Regions from separate parts of the Homo sapiens genome. Here region 2 is linked to region 1. A link is an interaction called in ENCODE POLR2A ChIA-PET data of the cell type or tissue named here. Cell type or tissue: OCI-LY7. All regions are shown on one strand. Links, peaks and the distances in the headings refer to the core of each region. The heading gives the core; the rest is flanking DNA. Region 1 overlaps MAST2 (microtubule associated serine/threonine kinase 2). Region 2 overlaps UQCRH (ubiquinol-cytochrome c reductase hinge protein).

Region 1 (2,923 bases), core at 289-2,788:
GGGTGGATCACTTGAGCCTGGGAGTTCGACACAGAAGAATACAACGATCACCTAGTGGCAATCAAGCAGACCATCCGAAGACAAAACTCCTTATCTGAAAAATTGAAAAGTAATTAGACTTCTCTATTATCTAAAGCCAGCATCTGGTACCAGGCTTCTTTCCCAAAAATTTATAAGTAACTAGAATTTCTATACATCTCCAGAATGCATGAATGTCAAAACTTATTTTGCAACCCTTGCTAACATCAAGGCACCCAAAGTCTACAAATGTAATAATTTACCATGACCTACATAACTAATATGGTCCAAATTACCCTAAGGTCCTGCTTTAAAGTCCATAAATACCCCTAAGGAAAATCCACCGCAACACACTCAGTCCTTTTTGCTGAATGAAGCACTGTACTGCACTCTGCTGCAGCATTCTATCTAATAAAACTTTCCTTTCTAAACCTATACTGCTGTCAGTAAATTCTTTTACCACCAGTGAGCCAACCACTCTCCACTGCCGGGTTCTGACACCTTGCCCAGCAGAGACTAGCCCGCACAACATGGCGAAATCCTGTCTCTACAAAAAAGTCAAAAAATTAGCCAGGCATGGTGGCATCCACCTGTGGTCCCAGCTACATATATAAGGAATACATGTATTTCTTACTGTATCACAGTAATTATATATATATACAGAAGAAATATATATATGTATATATTTCTTTATACGGTAAGAAATATACACAATATTTCTTACTGTATCACAGCTACTAATAACTATTTGAAGTACCGAGGCATAAAAAGAAAAAAATATATACATTTTGTTCATATTGTTAAATGACAAACCTGAGACAAGTTAAATTTAATGACTTAATTGAACAAAAAACAGATTTGCCAGGTGCGGTGGCTCACCCCTGTAATTCCAGCACTCTGGGAGGCAGAGGTGGAGACTGGAGGATTGGTTGAGCCCAGAAGTTTGAGACCAGCCTGGGCAGCACAGGGAGCCCCCACCCCCAACCCCCATTACAAATAATAAGGAAATGAAAACTGTGGTCCCAGCTTCCGGGAAAGGTGGGGAAGGGAGCAGCCTGAGGCAGAAGCATCACTCAAGCCCAAGAGGTCCAGACTGCAGTGAGCCATGTCACTGCACTCCACCCTGGGTGACTAAGCAAGTCCCTGTCTCAAAAAAATAGAGATTAATGAACCAGTTAGCATCCAGTACCAAATGCAGTTCAGAATGTTCCATCCCCCAATGCATGTAGGCTATATTTATAGCCAGAGAAACAGAAATGACATACAGAAGTAGCCTGATGGGCTGCAGTTCAGGTGTTTGCCTTATTTGAACATGCTTTGGCAATATTCAGCCTATATGACTGGCTGAAAACTTGGCTGCTATGCTTGACTGAGGCTCAGCTACTTGTTACAAGAGTATACTCTTAGGTTAGGTTGCAGGTAGTTTATATATTAAATTAGGTTATAGTTCACTATGTAGGGAGGTAGCTTTTGGCTGCCTCTAAATTTAACTATAAATCTGGCACTATGCTATTTTAAATGGATTGTCTCATTTCATCCTAAAAACTGCATGAGCGAAGTCTTAATATTATTTTGATTTTAAAGATGAGAAAACAGAGGCTTAAAGAGGTTCAGTGACTTGTAGAGGGTCATATGATTACTAAGTGGCAGGAGTAGGATGTGGAACACAGGTGTACAGCCTGAGTTTGTATTTACTTTTGTAAAGTAGAAGGCATTCACAATGATTTCATTCAAATATATTTTCTTGAGTAGAAATGAAAAAAGTATAAATTAACGGGTAAACCCACAGGAGTTGCATGCAAAGAACATTCATTATGACTTCTAGATTTCTACCTCCAAAGGTAGAAGGTAGTGATATGTATTAAAATCCAAACAGACAACAAAATCTGTTAATAACTCTTTAACACAAGTTTTACTCATCATTCCACCCCCTTGTAGATACACTTCAATTTGTCTTCATTCCATTAAAAATAAATACTGAAGAGCAAAAATTTTTCTTTCTGATAAAAGCCAATTTTTTTCCTTTTATAGGTTAAGCTTTTTTTACTCCAAGAAACCTTTGCCCCACCTAAAATCACAAAAATTTTCTCGTTTTCCTCTACACATTTTATGATTTAAGCTCTTACATTTGTTCAATTACCCACTTCAAGTTAATTTTTGTACAGCATGAGGTAAGTATAGAGGTTGATATTTTTGTGTGAATTGTTTCAACACCATTTGTTATGAAGACTACCTTTTCCCCCATTAAATTGCCTTGGCAAATTTGTCTATTTGGTTCCAGTGATCTATATATCTATCCTTATACCAATAATCACACTGACCCGATTACTGTTCCTTTATACAAAGTCATAAAATAAGTTTGATTCCTCTAACTTTGGTCTTCTTTTTAATATTGTTTTGGTTATTCTAGGTCCTTTACATTTCAATACACATTTGAAATCAGCTTGATATTTTCTGAAAAATACTACCTGGGTTTTGATCGGGACTGCATTAAATCTATAGCTTAATGGAGAAAATTTACATCTTCATGATATGAGTCTTCCTAGACTGGGCACCAGGTGGTTCATGCCTGTAAGCCAGCATTTCGGGAGGCCAGGGCAGGAGGATTGCTTGAGTACAGGAGTCCAAGACCAGCCTGGGCAACATGGCGAAACCCCATCTCTACAAAAAATACAAAAATCAGCCAGATGTTGCTGGGCGTGGTGGCTCACGCCTGTGATCTCAGCACTTTGGGAGGCTGAGGCGGGCAGATCACGAGGTCAGGAGTTTGAGACCAGCCTGGCCAACATGGTGAAACCCCATCCCTACTAAAAATACCAAAAACTAGCCAGGCATGGTGGCAGGCACCTGTAATCCCAGCTACTGGGGAGGCTGAGGCAGCAGAATCACTTGAACCCGGGAGGCG
Region 2 (2,923 bases), core at 169-2,668, 470 kb before region 1:
AGCCTGGACAACATAGTGAGACCCTCTCAATAAAATAGAATAGGTTATTTACATAAAATGCTCAGCGCACCATATGTCACATATATTGGGCCCAGAGTAACTGATGGGCCTTTCCCTAGCATGGAAAGATTGTTGGCACCAAGTCTTCCCTGACCATTGCAACCTTTCCCCTTCCTGACTTCCCACTGACTTACGCAATGGTCCCTCGCATGCAAGAAGTCAAAGAGCTCCTCCGTGCAATCCTCTTCTGTATGTGATCGAGAGGATACACGCTCATCACAGAGCTCTAGCCGCTCCCGGGCCTTTACACATTTCTCCAACTGCTCGCATTGCTCTCTCACTGTTGTTAGGGGATCCTGATGTAGAAACAGAAAAAAAACAAAATGGGCATTTTTAGCAGAGACCCACCAAACACATATGCTTTGATTAACACAACCACCAAACCAAGGTGCTGCCTCTGAATTACCGTGCAGAAGGCCAGCTGGCAGAGCCACACTGCCGCCAGAAATGGCAGAATGCGGTCTCCCATTCAATTCTGATGCTAAGTAGTAGGGAAAAGTTTCACATTCCTGCCTTCCAAGGTTGCCAGTATGCACTGAAAGCCTCAGTCCTATCTGAAAAACAAGGTGGTAAAGGAAACCTGGCCAAACTTGAAGTAGATCTATAGGAGGCCTTACTTGTTAACACAGCATTTTGGAATATGACACGTCTGAAACTTCAAATCCCCTTGTCTGAGAACCAGGCCTATGCACCCCAGCTGCCCAACTAGAAAGGCAATGCTAACATAGAGAAGGACTATCTAACAAAGGTTCCTTCAGAGTTCTTTTTTTTTTTTTTTTTAAGACGGAGTTTTGCTCTTGTTGCCCAGGCTGGAGCGCAATGGCGCAATCTCAGCTCACCACAACCTCCGCCTCTCGGGTTCGAGCAATTCTCCTGCCTCAGCCTCTCGAGTAGCTGGGATTACAGGCATGTGCCACCACGCCCGGCTAATTTTGTATTTTTAGTAGAGATGGGGTTTCTCTACGTTGTTCAGGCTGGTAATCCGCCTGCCTTGGCCTCCCAAAGTGCTGAGATTACAGGCACGAGCCACCATGCCTAGCCCAAAGTTCTTTATTAAACCACAAATAGCAGATGATTGAGTGCCAGGCCCTCAAGATGCCATCTGCTCCCTGGTACCACAACTGAAGAAGCCCCAAACCCAGAACAGACTCAGCTTCCAAGGCTCACACCCTAAACTCTCCACTGCACAGGAAGTATCAAAGCTTATTCCACCCCCATTATCTACAAGGTATCAAGTAAAAACTCCTTAAAATGCCCTTAGAATTTCATGAAGCTCAAACCCTGCTTTTACTGAGATGTTTCCAAACCTGAGACAGTTCTTACCACTAATTCCTCCTCTTCCTCTTCCTCCTACAAAAGGAAAACAAAATTAATGTCAGCAGCAATTTTATGACATATTTATTCCTGATCATACTGATGTAATTACTGACGATAGACACTGACACTATTAACGATGTTATTTTGTTTTCTGTGTTTTATGATGTTTTTACATTTTAGAGGCCTTGCTAATCCTGGAGCTAATCCTGCTCTTCCAGGGCTAATTTTTAGACAGCAAACTTGCCTGCGAGCATACCTTTCATATGCAACGTAACTATCCAAAGTGCTTGTAGCAAACTGCCTCCTTTATCTTTTGTTTAAGAGACAGAGTCTTGCTCTGTCATAGCTCACTGCAGCCACAAACTCCTGGGCTCAAGTGATCCTCCTGCCTCAGCCTTCTGAGTAGCTAGGACTATAAGCACACGCCACATGCCTGGCTAATTTAAAAATTTTCTTTGTGGTAGAGACAAGGTCTCATTATGTTGCCCAGGCTGCTCTCAAACTCCTGGGCTCAATCAATCCTCCTACCTTGGCCTCCCAAAGTGGTGGGATTATAGGCATTAGCCACTCAGCCTGGCCCTGCCTCCTTTATCTAAGTTTTGTACACTAAGCTCCTGTTTCCCCTTCTCTAAATCACCCCAGGGACAAATATAGGACAACTAGGAACCAGCCCTATAAGCTAGAGCCCAACGAAATTATTCAAACTATCCAATCCTAAATTTGAGCAAGTGTACCTACGCTGCCCACCAATTCCTTCCCATAGAAACCAAGGTGCTGAGCCATGCTTCCTTCCCCTCATACCTTCTGCCTCCTGACGAGCTCAGACACTTCCCCATATAGCTCTGCATTTTTTTGTGTGGCATATCCCTCTCTTTCAGGAAATTTAAGTAATAATAAACTCTTCTTTCAAAGGCGGTTGTCTCCAGGTCTGTCACCTTACCATACTTGGTTAAAACGAATCCCAGGTATATTTCAAGACAGAGACACCATCTCACTTTCATTAACAAGAACCTAAGTGTGCTTAATACTCTCCAGTTTATAAAGCACCTTCATATCTCTTATGATTTAATTAATCACAACAGTCCCTTAAGGAGGTAATCCCAGTTTAGAGATAATAAACAGTAATTAGACATTTTCTGATACAGATTCAAGCTGCCAGATGTTCACATGGGGCCTACATAATCTAAAGTATTTGTCCCAGTATTGCTACAAATAGCAAAATTTAGTCCTTACATCCCAAACCAAGTTAGGAGGAAAACCCATTTTTTTCTAGACTGTGAACTTGAATTAGGAATATGAAAACTGCTAAACCTAAAAACCCTTGTTTGGTCAGAGCTTAACTAAGGATGGTTAGTCACTGCTTTTTGGCTTGCTGAACTCCCAGAACCCCTAGTAGACTAAGTATATCAAATAAAAGTGCACAACTCCACTCATGAGCTTGGAAATACAGAACAGACCCCACCTATTCACTTCTGATTCAAATGCACAACCTCAAACTTAGTTTCCTTCTTCTTCAAGGATAGTAGTGTAAAAAACTGCCCATGGG

The links. ChIA-PET counts read pairs that join two places held together with the same protein. Peaks named below come from ENCODE experiments on the same cell type or tissue, not always from the same donor. Only the 100,000 strongest peaks of a DNase experiment are listed, where the experiment ranks them.
Region 2: POLR2A ChIA-PET joins it to region 1 with 10 read pairs; 1 of 35 experiments calls an interaction of 5 or more read pairs at or near these places.

The regions. Positions count from the first base shown.
Region 1 is chr1:45,839,214-45,842,136 of GRCh38, reverse strand. All of the region lies in intron 3 of MAST2 (microtubule associated serine/threonine kinase 2), which reads right to left. Among named protein-coding and RNA genes, the nearest start is that of MAST2, 37 kb to the right of the region's middle. RefSeq lists an enhancer at 2,809-2,923. In OCI-LY7, for the core only: no CTCF peak of the experiment used is centred there; DNase peaks (open chromatin) are centred at 516 and 1,236; H3K4me3 peaks cover 2,228 bases; H3K27ac peaks cover 2,500 bases.
Region 2 is chr1:46,307,588-46,310,510 of GRCh38, reverse strand. UQCRH (ubiquinol-cytochrome c reductase hinge protein) reads right to left here. Exons shown (of 4, transcript NM_006004.4): 2 at 1,384-1,410; 3 at 195-356. Among named protein-coding and RNA genes, the nearest start is that of UQCRH, 5.4 kb to the right of the region's middle. In OCI-LY7, for the core only: no CTCF peak of the experiment used is centred there; no DNase peak of the experiment used is centred there; H3K4me3 peaks cover 361 bases.